Regions from separate parts of the Mus musculus genome. Here all the other regions are linked to region 2. A link is a loop called in an ENCODE intact Hi-C map of the cell type or tissue named here. Cell type or tissue: left cerebral cortex. All regions are shown on one strand. Region 1 overlaps Cdh26 (cadherin-like 26). Region 2 overlaps Cdh4 (cadherin 4). Region 3 overlaps Cdh4 (cadherin 4). Region 4 has its middle 170 kb from the start of Gm35948.

The links. Peaks named below come from ENCODE experiments on the same cell type or tissue, not always from the same donor. Only the 100,000 strongest peaks of a DNase experiment are listed, where the experiment ranks them.
Region 1: a loop joins it to region 2, with 2.8 times the contacts of the local background. A loop is called at or near these places in 5 of 42 quality-filtered maps.
Region 3: a loop joins it to region 2, with 2.5 times the contacts of the local background. A loop is called at or near these places in 10 of 42 quality-filtered maps.
Region 4: a loop joins it to region 2, with 2.7 times the contacts of the local background. A loop is called at or near these places in 6 of 42 quality-filtered maps.

What each region holds. Positions count from the first base shown.
Region 1 is chr2:178,433,295-178,441,294 of GRCm38, forward strand. All of the region lies in intron 1 of Cdh26 (cadherin-like 26), which reads left to right. Among named protein-coding and RNA genes, the nearest start is that of Cdh26, 6.8 kb to the left of the region's middle. In left cerebral cortex, no CTCF peak of the experiment used is centred here; a DNase peak (open chromatin) is centred at 4,230.
Region 2 is chr2:179,874,256-179,882,255 of GRCm38, forward strand. Cdh4 (cadherin 4) reads left to right here. Exons shown (of 16, transcript NM_009867.3): 9 at 7,555-7,740. Among named protein-coding and RNA genes, the nearest start is that of Gm36066, 75 kb to the left of the region's middle. In left cerebral cortex, CTCF peaks have their summits at 1,170 (motif pointing left) and 3,511 (motif pointing left); DNase peaks (open chromatin) are centred at 1,142 and 3,499.
Region 3 is chr2:179,576,775-179,584,774 of GRCm38, forward strand. All of the region lies in intron 2 of Cdh4 (cadherin 4), which reads left to right. Among named protein-coding and RNA genes, the nearest start is that of Gm52541, 59 kb to the left of the region's middle. In left cerebral cortex, no CTCF peak of the experiment used is centred here; DNase peaks (open chromatin) are centred at 4,981 and 6,957.
Region 4 is chr2:179,205,698-179,213,697 of GRCm38, forward strand. No RefSeq gene overlaps it. Among named protein-coding and RNA genes, the nearest start is that of Gm35948, 170 kb to the left of the region's middle. In left cerebral cortex, no CTCF peak of the experiment used is centred here; a DNase peak (open chromatin) is centred at 4,859.

The sequences.
Region 1 (8,000 bases), 1.4 Mb before region 2:
TGTGGGGGCTATCAGTCCTAGAGGTGTCACAGAGGGTTGGAAGGCCCCAGAGATGCCTGGGAATAAAAGTGGAACAGAGCAAGGGGGAGGTGTGGAGAGTGAACAGGTGCTGTGTTTTGTTCACGTAGGGGGTCCTGAAGAAGCCATGCTTTATGGGAAAATGAGCTAAAAGGGTCAATTTTGGTTAAGTTGAATCCAAGTTGACTGTGTGATACAAAAGGAAATAAATGCCTGGAGACGTTCATAGGAAAAGGCCAATACTTGGCCCTTCCAGTTTGAAGAAGTCTGTCTGTCTGTCTGTCTGCCTGCCATGTGTCTGGGTGTCTGGATGATCCCTACCATCCCCAGTGGTCCTTTAAGAGGACAGCTTTCAGGAACAGGTTCTCCCAGTCTACCACATGGGTCCTAGTGATAAGTGCAGGTCATCAGACTTTGCACTTTTGCCTGCTGAATCATCTCACTGGCCTCTTAAGCATTTTAAGAAATTAAATAGTAAAGAGCTGAAAGGTTAAAAACATAAAGTCGTGCTTATTGGTACCATGTAATGATTCTATGGCTGTGTGCATTGCACAGTGAACAAATCAGGACAGACTTCCAGCACGTCAACCTGTTAGCATTTCCTTATGGTGAAAACTTCCAATATCCTTTTTTTCCTTAGTGTCCAGAGCAGGAAGGGCCTTGTGCCCACAGATCTCCAGGGAAAACAATAATCTTAAATACTTAAGTTTGTCTTTTCAATGGGAAAGACGTAAAACCTGTTCTTCTGTCCAGAAAGCTGGGAACTGGAGTGACTAACAGCATGGTGACCTGCGTTATCTGTTGGGCCAGGCCACATCATGCTCTCATAACCAGGACCTGAGATCACTAATAGACCAAATAACCCTTACATTATCTGTACAGCCAGGGGCTCCCCTAAGCTCCCACAACCAGGACCAGATGTGGCTAACAGCCCAAAATGGCCTCTACACTATCTGTATGACTGAGACTACCCTAGATTCTTCCCTAGACCCTTAAGCTGGTACAGTTATCACACCTCCAGAATCCATCATTTTGGAAGAAATGACATCTACCCTGAGTTGAGCTTTGATGTAGGTATGTTTCCTTGGGCACTGGGGATTGTATTACACAAGGAAACCTTTCCCACAAATTATGTCGTATTTAAATATATTGGCAATAAGTCAGCTGGCATCTCCCCAAAGTTTGATCCAGGTTGATGAAGTCAGTCTGAACTGAGTTAACTCTTCGCAGTTCATTTCCCTGCCTGCTGTGACACCTGCAGGCTCCCCCTCATTCCAGCTTTCTTAAATGGTCTTAAGTGCTTCGCATACTATACATCAAAACCACTGTGATCCGGTGAGGATTCCATATGTGCAGTTGTGTGCAATTACACACCACCACACAGATAAGATTCAGACTCAGGGAGGTTAAACCACTTGCCTGCCATCATGCAGCTATTGAAGAAAGGGAGAGAGAGGGTTGGAACTCAGGCCTGACACACCGCTATGTGTCAGGGATCCTCAGTTTTGTCTTCTCTGTGCAGAGAAGACAGCCATCAGTAGCTATGCGTGGCAATTTAAACTTCACTCAAGTCTAATTTAAGATCCAATTCCATTCCTGCATGATTATCTTCCAAGTATTCAGTGAGATCTGCATGGCCAGAGGCTGTCTCACTGTGAAGTGCAGGCCTGAATACTCCATCCCCAGGGTGTGCCCTCGCACTGCTTGCTTTGAGCCCAGAAGCTAGGTACAGGTAGAAGGCCAAGGAAGATGTGCAGAAATGTCTCTCTTGTGGGAATTTAAAATGCTCATTTCTAGGACCCCAGTCCTCCTTGAATGGGAAGTGTACATTAAAATTTTAAATATTCTGGTTGGGGCTGTAACTTAGTTGGTAGAGTACTTACCTGGCACACACAAGGCTAAGAATTCAATCCCTAGTGTCGTATAAACTGGGTGTGACGGTTGCCATAGTTGATGCCTAACATTGTGTAGGGAAGCTAGGAGGATTAGAAGTTTGAGGCCATCATTGGCTATGTAGCAAGACTGAGCCAGCTTAGGTTACATGAGATATGTGAGAGAGAGAGAGAGAGAGAGAGAGAGAGAGAGAGAGAGAGAGAGAGAACATTTTCAGAAAGAACATTTCTATTTAGGGTCTTAATTCTCTCTCTCTCTCTCTCTCTCTCAATTTATTTTGGGAGATTTTTTTTTTCCCTCAAAAGGTATCATGTTCCCCATTAGGTAAGCTTGAGTGGTACCAGTGTTCTGGCCCATGTCCATTCTCACCTGTGAAGGGCTTGCAGGGTGGAGGGGAAAGAGTTTGCCTGCCTGACACTCCACAAAACAGCCTGAGGTGGGCTGCAACTGGGGAAGCCAGCCTGGGGACAGTCCTAGCAGCACTACAGAGAGCATTATGCAAATTGCTGTGAATAGTGTCCTTTTGGGAGGAACTGCCTCAATTGTCCAGGATGGAGGTGTAATAAGCACTCTTACAGAGTCATTTTGGCAGCGGGAACAATTTGGAGTCCTTCTGCATCATGCAGATGAGCCATTCTGAGACTGCACAAAGAGAAGAAAGAGCAGACAGGATCTGCAGTGTGGGCTTCAGGTACCTCTCTGGCAAGTGTAAGCCTTCCTGCCTTAATGCTCTTTGAGGATGCAATTGGCTTTTCCTGCCTGTTGACGGGGCACATTTATGCTGTTAGGACAGAATGAATCTACAGAGGTGGAGTTTGAGGCAGTCACTTATGAGGCTCCATCTCAGACTGAGGGACTTGAGAGAGACAGACAGACTTCGCCACACAGACTACTTCTCTCAGTCCTCACCGATGCCCTAAAGTCTGGGACAGAGACAAAATCAATCTCTGCATTCATTTTCAAGAATTGCAATTTCTTCTTTATTTTTATTTTTTTTAAAGAATTATTTTCATAATTATGTGTATGGGTGTTTGCCTAGATGCCTGTGTTCCACCTGTGCTTGTGCTGATGGAGGTCAGTAGAAGGTGTTGGATGCCCTGGAAACTGGAGTTATAGATGATTGTGAGCCAGCATGTGGCTGCTGAGAATTGAAACCAGGTCCTCTGGAAGAGTACCCAGTGCTCATAATTGCTGAGCCATCTCTACAGCCCCAAGGCCCTATATTTAAATCTCCCAATATTAATCAATAAACTCAATGTCTAAATATACTTATTTAAGGGTTGGGAATTCAGAGACTTTGAAACTTCTTTCTTTGGGGCCAGAGGCATCTTGCAGTTGCCGCTGAAGTTGCTGTGAATGGTGTCCTTTTGGGAGGACAACTTCTGGTCATACATGAAGACTTGAGTTCCACCTAGAGCACACCTGTCCTCCCAGGGCTGGGGAAGAAGACACAGGAGGATCCCACGGCTGCATATACATATTCATGAACACATACATGCATACACACACACACACACACACACACACATATGAACACATACATGCACACACACATGAACACATACATGCACACACACACACATGAACACATATATGCATGCACACAAACAACTATTTCCCTTTAGGCAAATAGTTAGAAATAGAAATACAGTCTGCTGCAGGCAACAAATGTCATTGTTTGTTTTGACAGAAACAAAACAACCCAATAATAATGTCCACCACTGTGAGGGTGGCTGAGCCTGGGCACGTGTAGAGTGTGTCTTCATTTCCTCAAACCTCAAAGCCCACTGTGTTACCATGTGATCCTGAGTTAAGCTAGATCCCAGACAGACAGTGATGGTTCACACCTTTAGCCCCAGCACTCGGGAGGCAGAGGCAGATGGATCTGATTAGCAGGCCAGCCAGGACTACACAGAGAAACCCTAACTCAAAAAACCAAAAACCAAACCAAACAAACAAACAAAAGATCTGCATGTGCTGCTCGGTGGGCAACACTTGATGATGACCTGGTGGAAGATGGGACCCCTGGCTTTGACACTCATGATTTCAGTTCATATCCTACGGACTCTGACTGTATGAGTTATGTTTACTGATAACATGTTAGAAATGAAAGTGGGCAAATCTTAACCATGTTTAATTCACTAAAGAGAACAATAATCCCTTCACATACAAATAGGAATGACAGATTTACTCAAAATGACCGTACTTTTCAGATTCTGTGTAATGAGAGGAGCAGCGCCGTTCGGTGCTTTGTCGAGTCGTCAGAGTGTCTGGCTTAGTGGGAGACAGCTGGGCTCTCCTCTCTGCATTTCTGTTTAATCAGTTGTGGAGGCTGTTCAGTTGAAGGATGTGCAGAGAGTCTGGCTTCCCACGTGTTTGCACTTAGAAAGATCTGAATACTTTGAATAGGGAATTCTGGGTTTCCTCTTTTGAGACTATACCCAAACACTATAGTGTCAGTGTCCCAACCATTATCGATGATACGGAATCTGAATCTACTTGAATGAGCTTCCATTGATGCTGTAACTCCCAGGATACCCACAGAGATGCTTTCACCTTAGATAAAGAGGCAGCAACATAGAAAGAAAGAATCCCACCGAGGCCAGCTCAGTGAACCCATGAGCTTGCTGGAGTCCTTTCAGGAATGACGTGGGTGAGGGATTACCCACGGGAACATGGGTGATTCCTGAGCAACTGTATTACCAGTAAGCCCCACCCCAAGCATGAGTGACAGCTTGCTAAAGCTACATGACTGCTGTTCCCTGTGGGACATCAGCTCCACAGATGTGTCCCCTGCTCTGACCCTTTGTGCGTGTCCTGGTTCCTCACCCTCAGGCCTTGATTCATCTTGTGAGTTTTGTGACTGTATGTGTGTGCACATGTACGTGTACATGTATGTGTTTGTGTGCATGTGTGTGAAGGTTTGTGTTGCTGTGATGGACACCATGGCCTGTGCTGCAAGCTCCTTTATACTTTGAGTCATCTCACTGGCCCATCAAAATACCCTTTATGAAAATTAACCAATTGTTAATTTTTTGCCCCATTTGCTTTATCATATGTTCCCAATGAGCACACTTTCTCTGCCTCTATCTTTTCCTCTTAAATACTCACACTCTGGCTTACTGTTAGTTTTGGACTCCATTGCAGTACCTGTCTTTGTGTTTCCACAGTCCTGTATATGGATTTTTTTTTGAGAGGGGGCAAGGCTGTTGGAGTATAAATCACACAATAGGGATTCTCAGTGAAATGCCAAGTTCTATTATTTTACCAATTACTGTAAATAAAGGAATAGAAGCAGAGACAGAAGAGAATCCCAGTTAAGCCCCCATTATCAGCTGACATTTGGTGTTAGCTCGTGTGCAAGCATGTCTACCTTTGGGCTGACTCTGGGTAGATGAGGTTAGCTCTGTCTCCATCCATGTATCCCCTGCATTGTCAGTGATACACAAGAGCCTTTTGGCTCATTTCCTTGTGGCTAGGGACAAGGTGGTCATAAATTGAGATGCAGATAACAAGACATCATAGCTTTTGATACTAAACACAGGGGTTGGGACATGGCTCAGCAGGAGAGTGCTTACCTAACACCCAGGAGGAGCTTCCGGGCTCCATCCTTGGAACCATAAAATAGAAATCTAAACGCAGAGGTGTTTTTTGGGCATTTGTGCTACTACTTGCAGTTGCTATAGGATACTGATAAGGGCATTAATTAACAACGCTAATTAATTAGTGTCATTTTTGCTTTAAGGCCAGAGTCACTAACAGCTTCCAAGAGGAAGTTGATGGTTGTCTTAATCACCCAGGTGGATTTGGGAGTCAGCTCTAATGAAAGAGGCCAGAGTCTGCTCTTTGCCCATAGGCAGTGGGTCTGGGTTCTTCAGTGCCTTGTTTATGGTTGTTTTGTAGAGCGTAGAATTGTAGTCAGAACTGGTCTTCAACACGCCCCCCCGCCCCAACTGCTGATAGTGAGCCCCAGGGATACCTTTATTTCTAACTAGAGTAACCCGGGAAAATCAGAAAGCAGCCAACCGTGCAAGCCTGCAGGATTGGACAACACATCCTTGTTTATTGCATTGAAATGCCCTGGTTCTGAGCCCTGTAGGTTTCAGGGTGGGCAGTGTGATACCCACCACTGTGAACGTGACCCTCCCTCTCATGCTGCCTGAGAACGCTGAGGTTTTTATTTCTTTCCATTCACTTCAGAAGTAAGTCATTCCAAAAGCCTAATGTTATTGCAGGTACAGATGAATAGGACAAAAGTTAACGTGGGCGAAATCCATCATGACACATAGGTAGACGGTTGTTGTGTAATGGACTTAATGAGAAACAAATCGTTAGGTTACATTCTATACAGATTCCCTTGCCTGGCAAATATCTGAGGCCACAGTATAAATCCAAGACTGACTGAGTTCCATTTCCATTAACTTCTCTTGGGGAGATGTGGCAAATGTCTAAGGGCATTGGCGATTGGGCGAAGATACATTCCTATTCAAGTCTGGCTTGTCAATCAGTCCCCTTATTTATTGTCGGGGATGTAGATTATCCACAAATGGCTTTGTCACTGAGAAGTCTTCCTACCCCAGCATGGATAGCGACCTCTCCGTAGCAGCACGGACGGAGTCACAGTTAAGCTTCTACTCTCTAAATCAGTGGTTCTAATGTATTAAAGGGTCACAGCTTCCTAATGCTGTGACCCTTTAATACATTTCTTCATGTTATATTGACCCAGACCCATAAAATTATCTTTGTTGTTACTTCATAACTATAATTTTGCTACTGCTATTAATCATAATGTAAATATTTTTGGAGTTAGAGGTTTGCCAAAGTGGTTGCAACCCACAGGTTGAGAACGACTGCTCTAAATACTATAGCTGCCCCCAAAGACTGTGTTCATCTAGGACAGGGTTATATGTTAGGGGAACGGGAAAGAGGGTCTGGAATCTCGGGTGAGGATCTGAAGACTCCTAACTTCCTTCTGTGAAGGAACACCCACAGGACTGATCTCGTTAAGGCTGGCTTCTGGGTATCTAGAACTGTTTTTATTAAGATGGTTCTGGCTGGTTTGTTTGTTATAGGACTGGATTAGTGCGTGTGTGTGTGTGTGTGTGTGTGTGTGTGTGTGTGTGTGTGTGTTTAGCTCTTCTTACTACTTATATAACCTTGAGATCAGGGAGGGGGCCTTGTGTATTGTAAAATCAAGTTTTTCCTTTCAACCACGTAATTTCCAGAAATAAAGACTCTGAGACTAATTATGAATAAATGCCTAGGCCTTAAGTTTGGGCTTGTTCCCTAACTAGTTCATAACTTATATAGCCCATTTATTCTATTATATGTCTACCGCGAGGCTAGTTACCTCTCCTCAGTTTCATACATCTGTGTCCTCAGAGTTCGTGGTGAAATTTCCTCTTTATTGTAACCTGAGTTCAGCTTTATAGCTGGTTTATGTCTGTCTCTTCACCATTCCAGAGCAATTCTCTCATGTCTCTATTTCCCAGAATTTTCTCTATCCCTGCTGGATGTCTCACACACTATTTCCTGCCTCAGTTCATGGGCCATAAGCATTTTTAATTGACAGGTGATGCTTATCTCTCTAAAGTGTGTCCTGTAAATTTCAATGATTTCCTAAGACTTGTGAGTTGGTTATTTCCTGAGTTTAATGAGTTTCCTTCCTGTATAGAGTGCTTCAATTCAGAGACTTAATTCTGTGTGTATATATATATGTTAGTTAAAAGGGAAACTATTAGATATTAACATTAAAAGTCTGAAGGCACCAAGTGGAGATTTTCTTGTCAATGATTTCAGAAGGACTGAGAGACTAATGAAGGTACTGATTTTCTCTTCATGAGACTATTTGCTTATTGCTGTAGGGCACACAGTCATACCCGGTAAATAATAGCCTTTAAGGCTATTTTGTGCAAAGTCCTAAAGCCATCTCACTAACCTTGTGAAATTTGTCAGCAGCCTGTGCTTCACCCTTAGGAATGATAGCAGCTGTTAAGAGGACAGACACTTTCAATGCCCAGGCTCTGATGATAGCTCTGAGTGAAAACAAACAAACAAAAAAACAAAAACAAAAATAACATGCATGCTCT
Region 2 (8,000 bases):
TCACAGGCACTTCCTTCTCTCTCAGTGGGGAGAAGAGCTGAATGGATTGTGGGTAATGACTGTCGAAGCACAGGTGCCTCATAAGGAGAGGGACACCATGCCGGCTACTTCTAGTGGGAAGGAAGGGCCCAGACACACCTGTGGAGAAAGCCCTAGGAAATTAGGGGTGTGGTGTGCCCCAAGATTAAGTGATGGCTGATACATTGCTGGGGCCTTTGTTAAGTCTGGAGGAGCTGACCAATCAGGCTACCATATCATTTGAAGAGGCGTGTATGACTGTGCAGTGGGTACCTGACTGGGAGATGCCCAGCTGGGCCTTGGCTATGGGCATATGTGCCCTTGAAGCAAGGGTCCCTTTCTACCTTGGTCCTCAGTGGAGAGGGGCTAGCCCCTTGTGGTTCGCATCAGCAGGCAGGGAAACTGGTCAAGACTGGCTACAACACTGGACAAGAGGTCAAGAGTTCTTGCTGAACACACAGGTATTCACACAACTATGGTATAGGAAGACCACTGTGGGCCTCCAGTCATGGGCCAGAGGAACAGACCCTCCCACCCTACCCTGGGAGGGAACTCTAGAGACAAAACTATCAATCACATGACTGTCATTTCTCCTGGACCCCATGGGACAGCCACGCTGCAGGGAGGGTCCCTACCTGTGAGACCCTTAGGCGTTCTTGGTGCACATCAGACATGATAATCACTTCTGTGCCTCCCAACATTCTGTGGGGCCCTGGTCTCAGCCATCTCTGCCTCCAGGACTCCCAAGTCCATGGATTTGAACAGTTCTGTGAACACAGTCCAGCCCATCCCTGAAGAGATGGCAGACTACAGGCCAGGGTGTACCGAGGGAAAGGTCAGGAGGTCACTCCCAGCGGTGAAGTGAAAAGGGGCATGTGTCCATAATAGTAACAAGGACTTTGCCAAACACATAGGTAGACACTCTCCCATCAGGTCCCAATCAGTCTACCCTATGAGCTTCTGTTCTGGGGTCAGGACATGGGACTCTGGGCACACAGCCCACAGGGAGCAGCTGGGACTGAACCCTGAAAATGGATGCCACGTGGAGAGGAGAAGAGGGGAGAGAAAGTGTCTAGAAGGCTGAAGCCCTGCTCAAGAGCCTGTTCTCATCCTGTTCTCCTAGACCACAGCGCCATCTAGTGGCCAAATAGAAGATGACTGACAACCAAGGTGGCTCGGGCCCCCTGAAGACTGGAGTGAGTCCTGTCCCTTTCCACAAGCAACAGGTGCAGAAAAAGAGGGGTAGAAGATTTGGCCAGGCTACTCAGCCTGGAGAGGCACTGATGCTCCAGCCAGGGAGACCCTGAGAAAGCTGGAGGGTCTCTCTCTGGGTTCGGTCTGTTCAGACTCTAGGGAAGCAGTCACTGACCCTGACCTGCAAGTGACAGCCCTGCCACAGACATCCTCTGCCCTGGGCCTAGATGGACAGGCCTCTAGAGGGCTTGCTGAGCAGTGCTCAGCGTGGCAACCACCTTCTGTGACAGTGCAGGAACTCTCAGCTGTCAGGTTAGTGCCAGGCCCACACAGGGGCCACCCCAGTCTAGACCATGCCTTGCCACAGCTAACGCAGGAGTTCAGGAAACTCATGCAGGGTAGCCTTGTCAGGAGTTGATTCAGCACCACACTCAGACACAAACCCACTTGTCTTAACTAGACTTCTATTGCTGTGATAAAACACCAGGACACGTTCTGACCACATTCCGTCATAAAGGGCATAAACTCAAGGCAGGAACTGAAGCATGGAGCCCCAGTCAGGAGCCATGGAGGAACACTGCTTACTGGCTTGCCCCTCATGGTTTGCTCAGTTTGCTTTCTCATAGCGCTCAGGAACAATGGTAGCCCAAGGGATGGCACCGCCCAAAGTGGACTGGGCCCACCCACATCAGCCATTAATCAAGAAAATGGTCTCACCGACTTGCCTACGGGTAACATGATGTAAACATTTTCTCCACTAAGGTTCTTCTTAAATAACTCTAGTTTGTGTTAAATCAACAAATAATAACAACAATAACAATAATAATAATAATAATTAATAAATAAAATAAAAACAATCAGGACAGCACTCTTGAGCCAGGCATCTGCTAAGTTAGGGCTACGTGTGCTCCCAGGAATATACCCTTCTGCCTATGCCAGACTGCTGGAGTACAGATATCGGGGTACAGAAACCACACAACTCTCCCAATTTCAGGACCCCTGATCCTACCCTCAGGCCTTTGGACGGTGTAGTCACCATGAGAACCAGGCCACAGGGAAGCCAAAAGAGTGCAGCTTTGGGCTCCTTCCCAACAGAGGAGATAGCACACCTCAGCGACCTGAACGGTTTTGAGGAGAACGCCTCCGGAGAGGGTGTTCATCACAGACAGATGGTACAGGAAGGAGCCTCATAGGCCGGTGTGTGATGTTTAAGGACCCAGCCTGCCTTGCAGTCCTACCACAAGCTCCAGCCATGTCAACTTTCTCATTCCAACGAGCTCTAAGAAGGGCTGCTATGTTCAGAAAGGGCAGGAGACCTGCAGATACCCTTGGCTCAGAGATAGACAGAGAGCCAAGAATCCCTACTCTTGTGTCAAATGGGCCGACTATCTGTGAAACTGTCTGAGGTCGAATTTAGCAGGACCCAAACTGGTAGCTCTGACTCCAAGGTGAGAGGCTGCTGCACCTGCTAGGCTACTGCCCAAGCCCAACAGTACTGCCTGAGGATGAGTACAGTGGGAGAGCGCCTGCCACAGAGCCTGCCACGGAGCACCCTCCACGGTAGCCCCAGGGGAGTTTCCTTCACACTCAGGATAGACTGATTTTGCCCATGGATCTGAGCTCTGTCCGTCCTGAACCACCACATACAACCTAACTGAACTCCATCTTCCCTCATATGCATGAGCCACACCGCAAATGCCCAGGCAGGTCCCATGCCATCTGAGAGGCGCATGAGAGGAAGGAAGCTCTGGAGTGAACAGCGGCCTCTCAGCTGGGGCACAGAAGAAATCGCTATGAGCCAGCCAGCACAGGTTGCTGGGAACAGGCAGCTGGCAGGTCACACTGGAACTTAAATGTGGAGTCTAATGGCACAAAGCTCATTCCAGGAGTTGGTCCTGCCTCCATGCAACCCATGAAGGAAGGTAGAAACCCCTGGTTCCCTGGGATGTGGAGGGCAGGGAGGGACGAGCAGGTAGCAGTCTGAAGTCCTTTGAGTATAGAACACTTTTCCACATCAAGCGCACACCTCCCGTCTGATACAAGCTCTACAGACTTCATACTTGCCAGGGTACCATCCAGATTAGCGGCAGACAGGGACACCGTCTTTTCTTCACAGTGGGAGTGTGCAGGCAGGTTGGCCACACAACACACACGGGCTATTTTTGTGAAGCTTAATCAAGAACAATCAGGCAAAGCTAAAGAGATGCAGGGATTTGCCAGCTCCGAATCCTATTCCCAAGTGTTAATTAAAAGTTATTTTCTTCTTGCTCTTGTGCAGCTGCAGTGCCCCCTAGAGGCCAGAGCCCATAACTCACCCAGGGCCACCCTACCACCAGCACTTCCCCACCAGAGCAATGCAGGACCCACTGGGGTGGAAAACAACTTCAGACCATGTGTGTCCTGGGAGCCTCCAACCTACCCAATGCACAGATTCCGATGAGCACAGAGGAGCCCTGAGACCCAGCAATTGTGTGTGCTCTTCCTCTAAGCCTTGCCCCGCCCATACATAGCCACCCTCAGCTATTCTTGATCCCTTCTTGCTGTGTGGCCTTGGCTGATGTCCAGACCGCTGTGAGCCCAGAAAGCTTGTCCGTATTTTACATTTGTGTGTGATCGATGCCAAGATGGGGGCATAGCTGGTTCTAAGAAGCTTACACCTGAACAATAAGCACAGGCTTAACCTGCAGACACCAGGCAATTCTAGCCCAGACCTTTAGCAGTAAGAGGTGAGAGCTGTCATCAAAGCTTTCCACACTGTCCCTCCACTGGGAAAAAAGGGCAGAGTCATTCAGGCCCAGCCTATGCAATAAGACTATAGTGACGTTTGATATTTGTCTATACAAGATGATCTGTCCCCTCGTAGGAGTGAGTGACACCCAGTTAAGTGATTGAAATAGGGTTAGGTCATGGTGTTCCCATAGGTCACCTCCAAGCTGGACAAGGGACAGCACATAGCAGAACAGTAACTGAAGAGCACTTGAGCAGGCTGTGCACACACATGGTATTGGTTCTCTGTGGCTATGACAATGATGTCATTGGTACACAAGGAGGAAACCCCCGTTTTGGCTCATGTTTTCAGAGGGTCCCATCCATGGTCACGGTGAACCTGTGTGTGTTCAGGCTGCAAAGCATGGTGGGGAGTATGAAGAAGAAACTGCTCACTTAGTCACCGGAAGGGGTCAGGGTCTCCACAGCCCTCTCAGGGGCACAACCTACCCACTGACCTGACTCCCTCCCACTAACCCATACCTACCCTAGATTCTACTACGCCCCTAATACTGCACAGGCCAAAGACCAGGTCCTCAATACCTGGGACTTTGGAAAACTCTTATCCAAACCACAGGTAGCAATCACAGGCAGATGGCTCACTCACCAGGGTGGAAATTATTTCCCCGGAGGCAAAAGTCCACCGAACTTTAGAACCAAGGATCTGTACCTGTTACCTCCGAGATTTTGAGGTTCTTCTAGAAACATCTATCCCAATAACCAAGAGTATAGCATATGCTGTCCTCTGGAGTGACCTACCTGCCTGAGAAGGCTACTCAACTGTGGGGTTAGAACTGGGCTAACCTTCTATGAGTCTAGCCAGATGAGGCACTGTGGCACCTACCAGCCACTCATCCTAGCAGCAAGTACCATGGCCAACCTCTAAAAGCCCTGAATTCTCAGCTTTTCAACTAAGTGTGGAAACCCAGGAGGAGAGAGAGATTTTGATCCAGCACAAGTTCCTAGGACTTAAAATTTAGCATCTTAAAATTGGAATAGACTCTGTAACCTTAATTACACTCAGGCACACAGCCATAAGTCACTAATTGGGGGCTAGTTCTTCATGCTCTGAGGTGGTGGGCACAGGATTAAGCCCAGAGCTTGCATCCCTGACCACCCAGCATCACCTCCACTTCCTCAACCCTCCCTCAGGGTCCACCCTCAGACAATGGAGGCCTCCAGTGCCTCTGAAGGACCCCACAGACAGGCCAGAATACAGTGAACCAGACCCAGGCCCCACCCAGCAGAAGACCTGGTAAGAAGGCAGAGATGCAGGTAGCTTACAGGAAAAGGGTACCAAGGACCCACAGCAGCAAGTCACCCCTCAGCCTGGAACCAAGACTTCAAGGTCTGTGTCCAAAGAAGTACTTTACTCTCTTTTGGGTCCCTGGGCCCCCACCTGGCCAAGCAGAGTATGAAGGTGAAGGCACTGGGTTGGAAGAAGGAAGCAAACCAGGGTACCCTGTGTCATCCTGGCTACCCACTAACCAGGGAGCATCTCAGAGCCCACCATAATGCCAGTTCCCATGTGTTCTTACCTCATGGAGCCTGCGAGGCCTGCATGCCCACCTAGATGTCTGCAACTTGACAGCCTAAGACTCACAGATATATCAATACTTACATCTGTAACTATTGCTACACATATTTGTAACAAAGATGTTACAATAATGAAACAGTGTATCAGTGGTGGAAGGAACCAGCCTCCAAGCCAATTCAGAATCTAGAACCTAGGCTTCTGATTTCTGAACAGAGCCCGGCAGAATTTGTTTCACTGTCATGGCTAGAGAAGCCAGCTTTTGGAAAGCATGTGAGGGGGTCTGAACATTCCTAAAGATCCAGAAAAACCTCTCAGACTAAACAGACGCTGGAAATCTGGTCTATAAGAGAACACCTCTCCTAGGACATGGAAAGTCCTGGATTTAGAGATCTGGGTGTATTTATAAGGGAGTTCCCAGTGGAGTCTGACTGAGAAAAAAGCCACCTTGAATGTGGGCCGCATCATCGATGCTGGGCTGGAGACAGCAAGCTGCACTGGCAGCCATCTTACCCTCTGCTTCCTGACTGCGGATGCAGGGGGACCAGCAGCCTCCATGACTTACTGGCCACGATGGCCTGAACCTTCAAACTGGGATCCAAAATAACTCTTCCTTCCTTATGATGCTTTTGTTAGGGATTTAGCCATAGCAGTAGGGAAAATAACTAATACACCCTCAATGTGTGTGCCACTGGGGAATATGCACAAGGATGCCACATAGGCTGGGTTTGGACAAACCCCAGCATCATGCTGACACCTCTTGAGACAAGGTTACAGCTGAGATGCTGGGTTGGGCTAAGAGCCTCAACACATAAATTTGGGTGACATGGTTCTGTCTGCAAGCATCTGTGATCTCCCTCCAAAGACAGCTAGCTCCCCATATCATGGGGTGCAGGCCCTCAGACACTATGGCAACCCTATTGCTGACATGGAATGTCGGTGTCAGGAGAAGAGATTCTCACTATGGAGGTCACCAGCAATGATAGCCTCACCCAGCCACACAGAGGAACCCAGGAGCCCAGTAAGGAAGCCAGACACTGGACGTATGTGGTCACCACTCAGGTCTGCTGTTCTTTCTGCAACTGCCCTATGCCCCTCTGTGTTAAATGGCGGAAGGCTTGAAAGTAGGGTTTCATCTCCTAGCATTCTCTGGAAACCAGCTGTGCCCCACTTACTTCCCTCCTAGTGCTTCCTGGGGGCGGGGGGGGACCTTCTGCAGCCTCAGGCCTCTTAGCTCCAAAGTAGCTAGGCCAAACATGGCTCAAAAATCAAAGGAAGGCTCTGCTTTGCAGGAATGTTCCAGAACAGCACTGGGGGCACCATGGGGATATCTTTTAGGATACACACAATGGGTTCTCATCTGATCCTGAATTGACATGACAATTATTTATCTTGCTCTAAGGTGAATTTCAGGACAGCAGAGCAGGTAAGATCAGAGCACCTAAGCACAGAACCTAGAAGCCAACCCCAGTAACGGACCACAGTTGGCAGGGGGCACTTGGATTCCTAAGGCAGACACCCCCTCCCCCACTCCAAGTGAGCCCATGTGGCCTTTGTGGGTGCACACAGCAACTTCACTGTGCCTTAACATCAGAGAGGTTAACACCTCTTTGCATGGTCATTGGCCACAGTGGCTGACCCCAAGCCACCTGGGGCAGTAACTAGATGGTGGAAGGAGCCAGGGCACACTTCTCTCAGAAGCCTCTTGTAGCTGCTACCCCTAGACTCCTGTTCCTCCCACTCTCCATCACATATCCCTCCTAGCTACTTGCCATTGATCCTCCGTGCACATGAGAAAAGTGTGAGGGTAGGACAAGAGCTTGCTGCACGGATGAGATTGTCCTGCATAGATGTGTGCAGATGGGATCAGATGCTTGAGAACCCAAGACTATCCCCCAGCTGTCTCCACGGTGAACAGCGGTTGTCCCCATCCACCTAGGGCGTCCATCTCGAGCAGAGACCCTGATGCTTGCTAGTGTTGGCACAGAGTCTGGCTCCCAGGCTCCATATGAGGTCCTAATACTCTTTCTTACACTCCGCAGTTTGCAGGAGAGGTTCCTGAGAACCGTATAGAGACAGTAGTAGCCAACCTCACGGTGATGGACCGAGACCAGCCCCACTCACCCAACTGGAACGCCGTCTACCGAATCATAAGTGGGGACCCCTCTGGGCACTTCAGTGTCCGCACAGACCCCGTGACCAATGAGGGCATGGTCACCGTGGTGAAGGTAGGTGACTGCTGCCTGCATATCCCCTGGTCCAGGAACATGAATGTCTGCCAGCTACCTATGGCCAAGGACCAAACCCTTTAGAGACAATCTCCACAGTGTCTTTCCTAACTCAGGCTGGCCTCAAATTTGTCCTGCTGAGGGTGGCCTCAAACTCCTGATCCTCCTGACTTCACTTCTCACCAACCATTTTCCACCAGGAAAGGGAAGATTCTGGCCTTCATATCCATGCTGGCATTTTCCTGTGAACAAGACCCCCC
Region 3 (8,000 bases), 300 kb before region 2:
TCTCCTCTCCTCTCCTCTCCTCTCCTCTTCTCTTCTCTTCCTGCATTGCTAGGTAATGAGCCCAGGGCCTCAAACATTCTCCTTACTGGTTTTTGTTGGTGGTGTTGGTTTACTTTACGTGTATGAGTGTTTTTGAAGCATGCATGTATGTGCATCATATGTGTGCAGAGGTCAGAGAAGAGGGCATGATCCCCTGAAACTGGAGTTATGGCCAGTTGTGAGCCATCAGGAGGGTGCTGGGCACTGACCCCAGGTCCTCTACAAAAGCAGCAAGTGCTCTGAACGATGGAGCCATTTTACCTTTCCCAATTTTACTTTTAATTTTTTGAGACAAGGTCTCACTGAAGTTGACCAGGCTGGCCTTGAACTTGCCCTCTTCCTGCCTCGGCCTCTCAAGTAGCTGAGGTTACAGGCCTGCACCACAGAAACAGCATTTTGGTTTAGAAATGGTCCAGTCTAAGGCATTTTCATCCAGAGCAGAGTAGGCAGTGTGTACGACTGCTGTGCCACTCCCTGGGCAGACTTCCTTGCCTACTTGCTGGGGGAATATGGTCTGAGAGAAACAGAGGCGAAGAAGAAGCTCTCACACAGGTTCAGACCGCACCCTGGTGGCTAAGGATGTGCCTCAGAAAGACACTGAGCTTGAAGCTGACCCACACTTGGAGGCCGGGCACCCCAGCGCTGGTCCAGCACACACTCCTGGAGCAGTCACTGCCGTCTCCAGTGTCTCTGTTTAGCATGATGGATTGTACCCGTCCTTGCTAAATTGAGCATTAAAGGAGGATTTACTCAAGACGTATTTAAGGGGAGTCAGTGCATGTCTCATAAACCCCAACTCTGGGAGTAGGGCCTGCCCCTGTTAGTGTGAAGACTATGTGTGCACAGGTTCAGAACCCCATGATGCTGCTGAGGGGGCTCCATTCCTCCCCAACATAAATGCATCTCTACACGAGCCCCCTAGAGCTTGTCACTAAGAGAAACTTACTCCTCGCCCTTGCCATGGTGATGTAAGGCCTCATATTCTCGATGCTAATCTTCCCGTTATAAAAATGTTTAGGGTTTACAAAGTGAGATCTAAGGGCTGAGAAGATGATTCCATAGATATGAACATGTGAGTTCAGATTCCCAGGACCCAGGGAGAAGCACAAGTAGAGCTGAGACAAGCAGACCTCTGGGGCTAACTGGTCAACCAGCCTTGCCAATCAGTGATCACTAGCTTCCGTGAATGACCCTGACCCAAGAAATAAAGCGGGGAACGATGGAGGAAGACAACTGATGTCATCCTCTGGCCTCCACATGCATGCACCCACATGTGCAAACATTCAGGAACACATATGCATCAGCACATACATACCTATGTGTACGATTTTGAGATTCCAATAAGTCAAGAATGATGGCTTACACCTATAATCCCAACTCAGAAGGCTGAGGCAGGAGAATTACCATGAATTTGAGCCAACCTTGGCCCAACAGTAAGTTCCAGGTCAGCCTGGGCTACAGAGCAAGATCCTGTCTCAAAATACACTGGGACAAGAGAGAGCTGAATGCAGTGCCTGCAGGAGTCCCAGGGGAGATGGAGGTGGTGTTGCTAAGTGCTAAGCTCCCGGGGCCAGAGCCTTCACTCTGGGGTGGTATGTTAAATTGCACTTGAATGCAGTGTCACACAGGAGGCAGTTTTCATCTGAGTGCATGGCTTGGTGGCTTCCCGTCAGAAGCAAGTGTTGGGCAGAGGATGTTCTGCCCCAGATCCTGAGATAAAAGAACAAAGACTTTTATGCAAATGAAAATACATGCCTTTCTTTTGGGAAGGCCTTTCTCTAGTCTGACCACAAATCTTTCTACTGCAGTTTCCTTAAGCTAAGCACCCTTGACACCAAGGGCAAGATGGTTCTCTGTGGTGGGATGTGTCCACACTGTCCTGTGTGTTCACATCCCTGGGTTCCTCCCGCCTCTGCATCCTTCACCCCAAGGAGTGTTTGTCTCCAGACATGGCCACGTGTCTCCTGGAACCTGTAGAGAACTCAGCTTCAAATGTGTTTTCTGCCTGTTGACTGATTTTTCATGTACCATGTGCTTGAGAGCCCCATATCCCCAGTGTGAAGAGTGCTATGCCTTCCCCAAAAAGCCCCTGCACCCTTGCCACGGGGCACCTAATGCTCGCTAATTGGCGCAGTAAATATTCCGGAGCCTGCCTTGTTATGCAGGATCATTTGGAAATCAGTTCTGAGACGTGGCTGCTATTTTAGGGATCATCACACATCATCCTCTGTTTGGTGTCAAACCTGAGCCGCGGTTACTTAACACTGATTAATAAATGGCAGGTTGTCAGCCCGGCTGCGAACGCTTCCAGGAGCCATTGTTCTTTTAAATTAAAACATTTAAACATTTAAATCCGGGGCTGGTTCTGGTAGCTCACTCTAATTACTCCTTTTGTCTTAGCCTACCTTTCTTCCTGGATCACACAGCTGTCACATTGAGGTACCTGGAGTCGAGCACCACAGCCCCTCTCTCTGGTATCTGATGTTACTTTCATGAGGAAAGCTGAGACTCAGAGGAGGCGTCTGGCTAAGTTATGAACACGCACAGCTCTGGAGCTACGCCTTGCAGGAATCAAAATATGTGCTTGACCCGTGGATTGGGTGTCCCCTGGCTCTGTGTGTGTGCCTCTGTGCACTGATGAATGTGTGCCTGTGTTTCCGTGTCTCTGTACAACTCCATAGCTGCATATGTGTTTCTGTTATGTCTATGTTAGTTACATGCATGTGTGTTTATACATATATGTATATATGTTTGTATATATATTTGCCTGTGCGTATGTTTGCACTTATATTTATGTCTGTATATGTGTTCCTATGTGTCTTTATATGCATGCTTGTTTCTGTGTGTATGCCTGCATGTATCTCTATCTTCATGTGTGTGTGTATATGTATATACATCTATATGTGTTTCTGTGTATATGTGTGTTATAAATGTGTATATCTTTGCATACATATACACATATGCTTCTGTGTGCCTGCCTCTGTATATATATCTGTGAATATCTCTGTCTCTACATACCTATGCATGCCCCATGTTTCTTTTTGTGCAAATGTGCAATCTGTGTGTATCTCTACAACTATATGTGTATGTGTTTGTATGTTTCTATGTGTGTTCCTGAGTGTATACCCGCATGTATTTCTACATGTGTGTATGTATATGTACCTCTGTTCCTGTGCCTTTATGTGTGTCCCATGTGTCTCTCTGTGCTCCTGTGTAATCTGTATGTGCACCTACCTACACATGTGTCAAGGAAGCATCTTTCTTCCCCTTTTGCCCTGGAAAAATTGTCCCTCTTCCTTTTCCTCTTTTCCCTCTCTCTTCCCTTCCTCTTGTGCTCATGGGAGACCTGCAGTCTCACTTTGGCTTTCCCTGGCAAATCAGGAACATACCTAGTACTGCCAAAATCTCCAGAATCAACGGATCCAGGGAACCAGTGAGAGAATAAATAGGCATTGAAGGCTGTTGAGAGCTGGGGAAACTTCACCTGGCTGCCCTTTAGACATACAGACCACAATCCCACCCAGCCCATACAGGGAGTGACATTAGAGCTTGTGGTTCATGGAGAGAAGTCCAATTGGCGTGGCAAAGTGCAGAGTTGGTGACCCTTGGGCCACCTCTCTTCAAAGTGCTGACTGTGCCATCCTGTGCAAAGGTCCTAACTGTGAGGAAGTGCTGGTTGCAGGAAGCAAGTGCTACTGGTCTAGCTGCTAAGAGACCCAAAGAGGTGAAGACCCCTTCAGTGCCCACCCTGCTGCCTGCAGAGTCAGCCTTTCTCAGCACCTTCTGGACACACCCAGTTGTATTTAGCTGTGTTCTCAATTTTTTTTTTAAAGGAACAGAACAAAGCACCAGAGGTGGGAGCCTTGCAAGAACAAATGCTATTTCCTGCAAGAGGGCCACACCCCATCTCCCAGTCATGGAGAACATTTGACCTGAGCGCCCTTTCTACCTCGTGCTCTGACGGGGGTGGGGGGGGGTGGGGGGGGGGTTCCGGGCTCTGCTCCCTGGTTGACTGTGGGCTCTATCTCTATGGTCAAATGCTTCACTTTTTCCTCCTTCGGAACCCCAGTCCTTGAGCATGGGGCACCGGTGAGCATCCCACAGTTCTCCCCAGTGTAGCAGCCATGGAAGTGACTGCCCTGGGGTTGTGTGGGCCATTTGCACAGGGTGGAGATGATGAGCATCTTTTAAGAAGGAGAGCTAAGGAGAGGAGATGTTGGTCCATGACGTTTTAGGGGAAGTGATGCAGTCCATGTTCCTTCACCCTTAGATGCAGTTACAGTGTAGACATTTTAACTAGGGGAGTTATTTTCATAGACAAAACAATTTCCCAGCTCTTTCCTTTTCAGCATGGAGGGCTGCATGGCTGTACACGTCCAGAAGGATGACTGTGCTCTGCTTTGGAACACTGTCACCGAGCCTCTCCTGGAGCCACCTAACTGTCATCTAACTGTTAACAAGGGAGCTGAGTACCCGCCAGACTCCATTAGGCAGAGACCCTGATTTAAAAATGCGTTTATTAAGCCAAGTGGCCACCTGCCTGCCTGTGCACAACATATTTCCATAAATTTACCTTGTTTTTAATTATAGACTTGAAAATAAGCAGGAGTACAAGATTTAATATTACGTGAATAAAGATTTGATTAATAGTCTTACCCACAAAAAAAAAAAAAAAGCAACACTATTGCTTTTCCAGAAAGAGAGCCCTCACGCTTTGATCATGTTCATGAGTGAAATAAGAGCAATTTTCAGACAAATCGAGAGTTGCATTTCAAAACAAATATTTTTTATTCTGCCTGTGGTCTCAGGCTGTTGCACATCAGCAGATGTTCCTGGCACCACACATGGCCCATGGAACGGATGCTCACTGCGTCCTCCTCCTGCTCAAAAGCAGCAGGCTTTCGGTGTTAAATCTTGCAAAGCACTCTGAAATGCACATTTTCCGTGTGCTTTTCATCTGTCTCACCTGATGCACAGGGCTGAAGCATGGGGGTGTATCGCAGTTTGGTGTGAGTAGCTATACTGTGTTCACAGCTAAAAAGCTATATTTAAAGCTTATATTTAAGCTATATTTAAAGCTATAAGCTACTCACAAGCTCGTGTGAATAGCAAGCCTGTGTCACCTTAATCCAGAATGGTATCTTCACATACACACACACACACACATGTGCACACACATGTTTGCATGTGTGCATTCATTCATAGCCTTTAGTAAATATATTGCTTTGGGCCAATTTGTTAGGGACACTCATTAAAGTGTTGTGTTATGCATATTGAAGCAAAACTTTCATTGCAGCGTACTTTTTGGTAGTTTGTTTTTTTCCTGGGAGTTAATTATCTCCTTGGTCTTTGGTTTTGCTTTTTGTTTTTTGTTTTGGTGGTGGTGGGCTTTCTTTTGTTTTGTCTTCCATCCTTCTGTGGGCCCTCTTGCAGTTCCCATCTTTGCTACTTCCTTTGTACGAATTCTTTATCTGTGTTTGATGCCAACCTTTCTGTCTACTGCCCTGACTGAGAATTCTCCTGGTGTTCCATTTTCTTTTGGCGTCGTCTGTGGCAGGTTATCTTTCAGACTCTGCTGGAATTCTGGATCCGTGCTTTCTGGACTTGCCTATCTTCTTCTAGACTTTTCCTTACAAGGCCCCCTCCTTTCCTCTCCAATCCACTCTAGTGCACGCCTTGTCTCCCATCCTTCTACTTCAGACTACCTTCCCCTCCCCTTACCCCTCTCCCTCCTCCTCCTGCTCCTCCTCCTCCTCCTCCTCCTCCTCCTCCCTGCACTCTTGACACCTCACCAACTGAGCTTCCTCTCTCAGACCCCAGGGCTTTTCTCTCACTCTTCCTTCCAGCTGCCCTTCACAGGTGCCTTCAAGAATGGTTTCCGCGCAGGATGCATTTGTGGGATATACTAAGGGGTCTTTAGAGTCACCCCAGCCCTGCAGCTTTAGACAGCTTCCCAGAGAGAAGGCTGAACCTTCCCAGCTTGCCCAGAAAGCACAGCACTGGGAGAAAGGTTGGCCTTCTGATGGCTGGGAAGCTTTCTCTTGTGAGACATTTCTATTAAACCCGTGTTCATCCCAATCGCAAAGGTATTATGGGAACATTTAAGAAGAGAAAAGAGAAAGCAATCCAGGAGAGTGGGCCGTCTGGCTGCTGCTCCCACCCCGCGGAACACAGTTAATCACACATCACCTTGCAGGCTCCCCAATCTCTGTAATGCGCTTTTTATTTCCATTTGTGTTGGGGTTTGTAAAATAAACACATATTGTGTTCTCGGAGAAGATAATGGCTATCTCAGAAAGGACAAAGGCGACTCGGATGCGGGCGTCTCTGCTCCGCGATAGGCGCGAGAGGAATTTCACGGACCACATTATCACTGTTCTGCTGGCAGGAAATGACTTAAATAGACCCAGCCTCGGAAACCATAATTGCGTTAAACCTTGTTCTGATGAACTTTTCCTTGTGTGGATGTGCTGTTCTGCCTAATGAATATACAAGCAGGCTCCCGTGCACCAGCAGCTCTTTCTGATCTCTGAAAAAAAAATGCTTATTCTTTCTTTCTCCCCCCACCCCAGACCAATCATCAAGCCTAGTGATGGAGAAATGGCAATAAAAATAATAACAACACAAAATAATAAAACAAAAATTTAAAAAGCCCTGTAATATTTACATTTCCATTAGCCCAACAGCTGCAGCGACTTGATTATACGTCGGTCACAATATGGGGCTTTGAGGTCCTGAATACACAATGTTATTTTCTACAAGTTTACAAAACTGGGATTCTCATTACCTTCTGGTTTCTGCTTTTGTTTTTTGTTTTTTTTCTCCACCACCTCCCGGGAGGCAGTGGAGAATTGGGTGGCACCTGCTGCCCACATGTCAGACCGTGCCAAAGGACACCCACGTTTCATCTTCTCTGTGTTGAGGGCTCCAGTGCCAGCCAGCTCTGTGATTTTAACCCAAGCCAGGGCAGTCCTTGGAGGCTCACACAATCATCTCCACCGAGAGCAGGGGACTTTGGAACAAAGGTCAGTAAGGATGGCAGGGCCAGCTGCCCTGGAGCCAAGGGCAGGGGAAATTAAAGCCATTCATTTGCATATTCCTCAACCTTCCCATTCTCTTGGGTCTGGACAAGACTCTGGTCTCTACACCAAGGACAGATCTCTGCTCCCAGAGTCCCTCTGCCAATACGGGTTGTCTATTCCTGGCCCCAAGCCTGGCATCTTATAGAAGGCAATGTAGCACCGGTGTGGTCTCATGCCCCAGGGGCTCCCTGTTACAGGGTGATTTTGAACACTCCCATAGAGAAAGAACTTGAACAACTTTGCTTGCTTTCTAAAAACCACTTGAATAGCAGCATGTGTTGGGGGGGTGGGGGGCAGGTGTTGGTAATGGCTAGGGTACAGCATGAAATCACAGCTGTTAATATCTTGCTGGACACCATTTCTAGCCTTTCCAGTTAAACCTACAGGAGTGACATATCACCAAATAATTTTGTTTTCCTCAATGTATCCATCCATACCAGTGATTTCCTGCAGTGTGAATAATTAGCTCTACTCTTAAGGAGTCCACAGACTGTGACCCACTCCTCTGAGTTTCCGCTCAGACTCCTAAGTTCTCTCTGGTGTGTTCCGTAACCAGTTTCAGAAGAGGGTCACTGTTTGAATAGCATTTCTGCATACACCCCTCTGGTTACATCAGCAGGAACTGAAAAGAGTGGGCCATATGCAGCTGACTGAATGCTGGCCCCTGGGCCAGCCCAGAGTCTTGTGCACAGTGGGAGCTTGAATTGTGCTTATCCCTACTGTGTTAGTGCCCCTGCTGGTGGCCTGGTCAGGGCTGGATGCAGGCAGGTAGCATCTTCCCTGGAGTTACCCGCATTTTTATCAATGAGCAGAGCAGTGCTCTTGTGGGATTATGTACAAACAACTGGCTTCCCATTGCAGACCAGGAAACAAAGGAGA
Region 4 (8,000 bases), 670 kb before region 2:
GGTGTTGCAGCCAGTTCCGGTTGTCACATGTTTGGAAATGACAGGGAGCCCAGGGCTTTGTCAGGCAGCTCCTGAGGGGCTGTTGGGGCTTCGGATCAGAAGAGTGTGACCCACTCTGTTCTGTTTCTTACGGAAAACAGGTAAGACAATCATCAGATGTTTTTGTTGAGTCAACTCAGAGAGGTAGAAGATGGCTACATGATCACTTCCTTTCTGTCTCTCTCAGAAGCAGCCATGCTCACTATCAGTCTCCTTGTGCTCCGATGTCTCATGGCCCTTGAGAGTTGCATCTTCTCTGCGTCTCAAGAGCGAGTGAAGACCTCAATTTCTTTCCCTCCACACCACTCCTCCTATGGTGGATGGGGTGGGAACCATCACAGATAGCACTTTCCGAGCGCTTACTCTCTCCAGGGCATGTGCTAGGTGCTGGCATCATCAGCTCTGCCCTCTGGGACATGATGTTCATACTGGAGAAATAGATCTTGGTGAGTCCTTCTGAAGTATGGTCGGTGAAGGGAGTTTGCCTCAGTGTTCACTCAGACCAAACTCCAGTCAACAGAAACAGAAGGAGACAGCATGGGGAAATGGTACCAGAGAGACAGAGGAGGCAGCCAGAGTAGCATTATTGATCCAAGTGGAGTGTCTCAGGTACATAAGGGAGACAGACTCACCACAGCAATGTCCAGAGGGGATAATGGTCTCAAGTGCTACAGTGCTACCTTGGCAGTAAAACAACAAAGATTGGAATTCTAAGCCAAGGATGTGGCTGACCTGGGACCACGGAGGAGCCCAGTCAGACCCCTGCAAGCTCACTAGCAGTAAAAGAGGTAAAGAGAGTGGATAGACTGGGCTAAGGCGAGAAGGGCCTGGGGAAGAAAGAATGAGCTTTTCTTCAGCGGTCAGAGCACTAACTCCCACCCAGGAGCACCGCTGCCTCCACCGAACTCATCCAAGACCTTCGCTTTGGGTGGCCTCCTGTGCATACACGCATATCACACACACATCACACATGCATACTACACACATATCACACATACATACACCACACACACCCATTGCAGAGCAGACAATCAGACACCGGCCTCACATGAAATCGCTCATGTGATTGCAAGCAGTTACAAAATAAAGGCCCCAAAGACAGGCCAGTGTTGCAATCTGCTGCAGTCTGGAGCTTCTCTGAACTGGTCTGAACCAGCTCCAACTTAGTTGTCACTCAATAGTAGCTCTGTCTCCTGCCCATCCTCAAGCTTCATCACTTCCCCTGAATCCAGATATCAGGGTCAAGAGTTCTAGACCCATTTCCAATATTAGTAGATCTATGATTTGGGGCAGATCTATGAAATAAGGCTGCCATCCCATCTCCAACTTGCATGGTAGTTTGTGGTCTCCAGGCTGTTTGTGTACAGCTCAGCTATTTTGACTATCACGGCCCTCAGGAATGGCCAGAAAGGTCATGTGACAAGAACCTGGGTTCCACTCAGCCCACCAGGCATGTCCCTAGTCCGCCACTGATGTCCCTTTCCTTTCTGTGTCCTACTTAGGGGACTGAGCCAAGTTAAATATGGCAGAGCACAATGCATCCCAGGGGTCACACAGTAACGAGAACAGGAACACAATGCTTCTAGACACTGTTGGACACAAATGGAACAGGGGGCAGGGGGGCTGTGGGCTAAACTCCCTGTCACAGAGCTGATGAAAACCCGACAATTGATCGTCTCTGCATGATGGAAATGTCTCTTGCACTTGCACCCCCTGCCAAGCTTCCTGGAAGAAATGCCTTCAGCAAAGCAATCCAAATTTGGATAATTATCCAAGAAGCCGTAGGGGTTCCTTGGACCCATCACTTCCAACTGTTTGAGGCCACGGGGACAATTGGGCTGCTCCATCCACTCTGCGGCTCCTCTCTCTTCTCTCCACCGTCCTTACATCTCTTGTTGCTTCTGTCGGGCTTGTCCTGGACCCGCTCCTTAAGAGCAGGGCCGTAATGAGGGCTATAAGGAGGTCAAAGACAGACAACTACTTCTGGGCTGAGGCTTATAGCCTTCCAGTGAGCAAAGCCCAACTCGAGGTCATGGCCTCCTGCCCTTCCTTTTCTTTCTTTCTCTTCTTCCTCCCTTCCCTTCTCTCCTCCAATCCCTTCCCTCTCATGGCTTTGGCTGAGTCCAAGCAGAATCATGTAGAAGTCTAGGTTCGTAGCACTTATTCATGGTTTTCTAGGAGGAACTCTTGGGCTTTATGCCACAGCCAGTCTGACTGAAGCCCACACGCTTCCATGTCCCTCCAGGAATGCTGCTTCCCACAAAAAGCTGGACACATCACACGTCCATGGCCCAGCTACTCTTCTCTCAAAAGGAGCAGGGTACATGCTTGTTCCCAGTGTGAAGTGCAGGTTCTTGTCACCAGGGAGGTTGTGCTCAGAGCTATGGATTTTCTAAGCAAAGGCTCGCTATCTGGGGACTACATGCTGCTAAAAAGACACACAGCATTAGGAGACTGGACTGTTAGCTAACATTCCTGGGAGAGGAATCCAGAGCTGGAATATGCAGTTTTAATCCCAGCGTGAGCATATAACATTTAAAAGACAACATGAACCTTGAAAACAACATGGGACACCAAGAAAGAATGGGATGACCAGAGGTCTGAGGTGATGCACCCTTCAAATGGTAATGGGGGACTGTGAGGTATGACCAGACACCACATTGCGTTGTCTTGGATGCATCCTATCCTAAGAGGATACAGCTAGATAAGGAGACAGGTCATGGAGCTGTGGGCCTCTACTCTGTCCTCCATAGACCTCATCCCTGAACACTCCAAAGCAGAACTATCAGGCAGTCCCCAGCCACTGCTGGTCAGCTATTGATGGACAAATGTCTCAAGTGCCTCACCTTATAGTGACACAGAGTGTTCTCCAGCACCAGTATTCCCCAGGGTGGACACTGGCCACACAATGTCCTGTTCTCACTCACTCACACCAGTGGCCAGCCTCTTCTTTTCCATCTCCCCCCTGTCTGCTATTTCTAGGTCATCTCCAACACACACACACACACACACACACTCCAGGCTACCTGCCTGCATTTTATTGTCTCAGAACCTGTTGTTTAAGACCCACTTGCCTCCTAATACAACAGCTTCCCTGGAGATTCGGGGAGTCCCCTCTGCCGTTGGTTCCCTATCCTGGCCAGCAGGAGGCAGTTCTCTGGGCCTGGGAGGTGACTATAGAGGTTATGATCTGTTCCTCTGAGGCCTTACCTCTTCCCACACCAGTTGTTCAGCCTGAGGAAGGGAAACAGACACACTGCTTGGTGTAAATTTTTGTTAACTGGCCTCCTGGAAGCAAGTGGGGCAGTGGGTTGGGTCCTCTTGACACTCTAGGACTTTCAACCCTAACTTCAGAACCTTCAGTCACTGCTTGGTCTCAGTGCAAAAGTCATGTTTGTAAAAGGTAGTCTAAGACTAGGAAACCTTGCAGTGCTTCTAGCCCAATTTTGCATTTAACGCCATTGTAAAAAGAATTCGTCAAATATCTCCGTGCCAAGTAAAGAATGGGAGCCCCAAGAAAGAGGAATGAGACAAGAAGCTTATAACAGGAGTGGGAGGGGCCTGGAGGAAAGAAAAGCACACTGCTCCGGCTCAGGGTAACCCTCTCAGTCTCCCCTGCACGCATTTCTCTCCCAACATTTTTGGGTGTGACGTGTGAGCATTCTAACAGAGAGCAGCACCAGGTACTCTAGATCCTGTGCTTGAGAGCCCAATGGCTTCTCTTCATCCAATTTACAGATTATACACAGTCCTCAGATTAAATAGGCATTGCAGGCTGGAAATGTTCATGAGGAAATTTTCATAATTGAGCCTGGTGTGGAGCCTGGCTTCTTCCAGAAACTCCAGGAGACAGACATGGGGGGGGGGGTCTTTTTTCACTTTGCATCAACTTCAACAGAAGAGAATTGCCTTCCTCTAACAGAAGTCACCTTTCCCAGGATCCCTTGCAAAGGTCTCCGTGTTCTAAAAAGTGGGCTGTGAGGAGATGATGGGGCTTAGCTTTAGACTCACAAAGACCCAAGCCAGGAAGGACCAAGACCTAGGATGGCTCTACAAGTTTGAGGATTTGGGGTGTCTTTGGATATGAGTTTGCGGTGTTTGGCTATGAAGGCAGGGGGCACTCTCCACACTGCCCCTCTATTCTTCATACAGAGCGAGATTCTCCCCTTGTAGTCCAGTACAGAAGATTTAAGACCCTACAAAGACTCAACCCCATTCCCAGTCCGAGGGACTCAAAACTACTCCTAAGCTCTGCCCTAAGTCAGTCTGCAACTTCCCCCTCTTACTGGGAACTGTTTCGTGATATTCCACCACACGCAAGCATGGGTGCCTCACATACTGCTCACTGTGGAGGTAACCTGGCTGGGTGGCTGTCTACGATGACGACAAGTTCCGCTTCTGACTTCCAGGTGGTTTGTAAATTCCACAAAGTCAGGAGCTGTGTCCTTCTGGAAAATGGGGGCCCCAGTACTTGGTGCTAGGTGCTTGGTTATAATTACACAGGTATAGACAAGGGTGACAAATAAAAACGGCGTAACTATGGTGAAGCTGGTAGTCCCGTGGTGTACTAGAGATACAGATCTGTGCAAGCCACAGAGATGAGATGGGTATGACAGATAGGAGAGGACAGGATAGGACAGGATAGGGCCAGATACAGATAAGGGAAGAGGAGAGGAGGGAGGGAAAGGGACAGGAAGAAGATGATAAGGATGAGAAATACAGATCGGATAGGAGAGGACACGGGGAGGATATGAGTCAGGAAACAGGCAGACATTACCATAAAAACAGACAGCCATGTGTGTGCTGAGCAGATGCTGGCATTGCCATTGAGTGTAGCTGCCAGTGCATACATGGCGGAGTGGATTCCAGGCACAGAGTGAATGAGGAACAGACTCTCCTCATAGCCCACTCTTCCTCCCAAGCCTTCCCCACCCAGCACCCAGTACAGGCAGGGAAGACTTCCATGTCAGCCAGAATCAACATTCATGTGTGAACAATTCAGTGCTCTCTCAAACCCGTCTAATCCTAAGAACGCCCGAGAGCCTCCAGCGAATGCAGCTCTGGCTGCACCCAGCCCACACTGTGACACTTTGGAGGCCAGGAGCTTGTTCCTCTGAGCTGATTACACTAGTCTCTGATTCACTGGCCTGACTCCTTGGAGCGTAAATGTACTTGGGCCTTTAGTTCAGGGCTGAGGCACTGCTGGGGTTTGGAAGCTCAATATCTCCCTCCGTGGGGTGAGTTTCTCTTCCTTCAGCGAATTCAGCAAAAGAGCGAGCCAGGATGAATGCAAACAATGCTGGACATGCTACTTCCAAACTCCGACCCCACCCCAGCTAAGCTTTGTTTCTTACAGACAGAGGCTGTAGGGTTGCGCTTGCTAGGATGAGAAGGAGGAGGAGCGGGCTGGCAGCTAAACTGCTGCCTTCAGCTTCAGGACTGTACCTCCCTCCAGCTTCAAGTGGCTCATCTGTACAAATCGTTAAGGTCGCAATTGCCCTGACTCCATGAAGCACCTGTTCACTGGGACAGGCAGAGCCAATCAAATACTGAGAGTTTCATACAACTAGAAAGCTTACCAGAGATGCCAAAAAAAAAAAAAAAAAAAAAAAAGGGACTCTGGAGCCAAAGAGGCTGCACCACAGAGGTGCGTGGGTTCCCAGCAGTTCCCTGATTCCTCCGGAGCCCTGCTGAGCCACAGGTGACCCGCCATAGGCCTTTCACCCTTGCCTCCACCAAGTTCATGCTTGTAACTGGAGAAATCACAAGGTAGACAGGGCTGGCATGACCCAAGGTGGGCAGGCATCTGGGGGATGAGATGGAGAGAGATTCCACCCAGCTCTCGACAGTCCTACAGACTTGTCCTCTAGTCACTGTCCCTAAGCATTGGGGGACACTGAGGGTAGATGGCACCTGTCATTAGGATGTGGCTCTGTGCTGTAGAAGTCAGTCAGAGACAATACACATCTCAGAGTTAGATACCAGATGTTTCTATCATGGCTGTTCATCTCTGTCAGGGCAGACACAGACATTCCCATGTCCCAGTCAAATTCTATTTACTTATAAGAAGAGGCTGCGTCCCTGTGGCCTAAGGACTGTGCTGTGGCTGGTCCTGGGTGTAAGAGATTACGAAGAAAATGTTTTCGACAGATGATCATGTGAAGCAGGGAGACATGGTGCCCAAGCGGGGAAGCACAGACTCTCAAAGTTGATCTCAGTAAACAAACGGGACCAAGCTGCAGAGTCCCTCAGACCCATGTCTCAGTGTTAGTCAGAGTTCTCCAGAGAGATAGAAATGATAGGATGCACATATATTAAAAGGGCTTGTTGGAGCTTCTGGCCTCCAGGGAATGGGCTGGATAGTCTAACAATGGCTGTCTGCACAATGGAGACACTGAGAAGCCGGTAGCTGCACAGCCCGTGACAAACCAGTGCTGACGACCTGGGGGAGTCCCAGGAGCCTCCGGTCTCCAGTCCACATTAGAAGGCTGAAGATGCCTGGTTCTAACATTAGCAAAGGATGGCAGCAGCAATGTGGTAGATGCATTCACCAGCGAGATGTGAAGCAGGGAAACGATTTCCTGGAATTCTTTATATGTGGGCCACTGCCAGGAGGTACTACCCACTCTGAGAGATAGTCTTCCTCATCCAGGTGACCCTCCTGGAAAGACCCTCACTGAAAACCCAGAAATACATCTCTTAGTTAACTCTACATACAAGCAAGTTGACACCAAGATTAAGCCACCACACTGAGCAGGGCTGGACCTCACACTTGACTGGTTGACCAATGTTCTGTCTCTCTGACATGTGGATGTCAAGTCTTACCAGAGAAGGGAGGTTTTAGAAGCATGGGATGTTTCTCAGCAACTGGGCTCTATGCTTCTGACTCTCAATGTGCCTCCTATGGGCCCCAGCTTTTGGATTTCTGGAATGCAGATCATTTTTATAACCCCTGGCTTGTCCTTGCAAGCCAGCATCCCCGACTCCATCTGTCAGGTCCCTCTCCTGTAACCCCTCAGATCCCACTGCGTGCAGCTTCCCCAGAAACATCAGAATGGTGCAGGATGTCTGTACAGAGGCAAAGAGTCATTCACATCTAGGAGAAAACAAGGTGGAAGGGAAATGTCACAGTCACTTCAGGGTGGCACATACGGACAGACAGCATAACCTGTTGGACCAGACAGACTTCAAGCATTCTCCTGTGATGCTTAAAACAAGGTTCCACATTCTACTTCAAGGCCCCATTGTCCTAAAATTCTCAATGTTGAGGCTGGAGAAACATGCCATGTGATAGCTCTGAGAGCGACAAACCCTGCTGTGGACTCAGCACACACCATCCCACTCCAGGGAGAACCCAGGGGACTTGGTCGTTGGGCAGACCATGGATTTAGTCTTAGCAGATAGATTTAGTTTCTACATCAATGGGAAGGCAGCTGTGTTTCTGGAGCAATCTGATCAATGCTGGGATAGATTTCCTGTTCAATAAAGGAAGCTAAGCAGGAGGTGTTTAGGGAACGTGAGAAGTGGTCACAACCCAAAGCAAAGTGATCTAAGAGCAGGCGAATGGTCTGACAGTTCTTTTTTGTCCATTTGTTTTGTGTTGGTGAGAAAGGCTATTGCTTCAAGCTCACTCTCCGGGTCAGACTAGCCCCAACTTGTGATCCTCCTGCCTCCACTGTTCAGACGTTGGGATTCTAGGTGTGGATCACTAGCTCACACCTGCACGGGGCTGTACGTGGCTCTTAAGTTCTGTAGATGGCTGGAGAGATGACTCTGCAGTTAACACACCGCTCTTGTAGAAGAGGTCAGGCAGGTAGCTAATGGAGCTAACTATAGCTCCAGGGAGATCTGATGTCTCTGACCTCTGGAGGCACCTGTACTCATTCCACACACCCAAGCAAACACACACACACACACACACACATCCACGTAGGCACACATGCATACACACAGACACATGT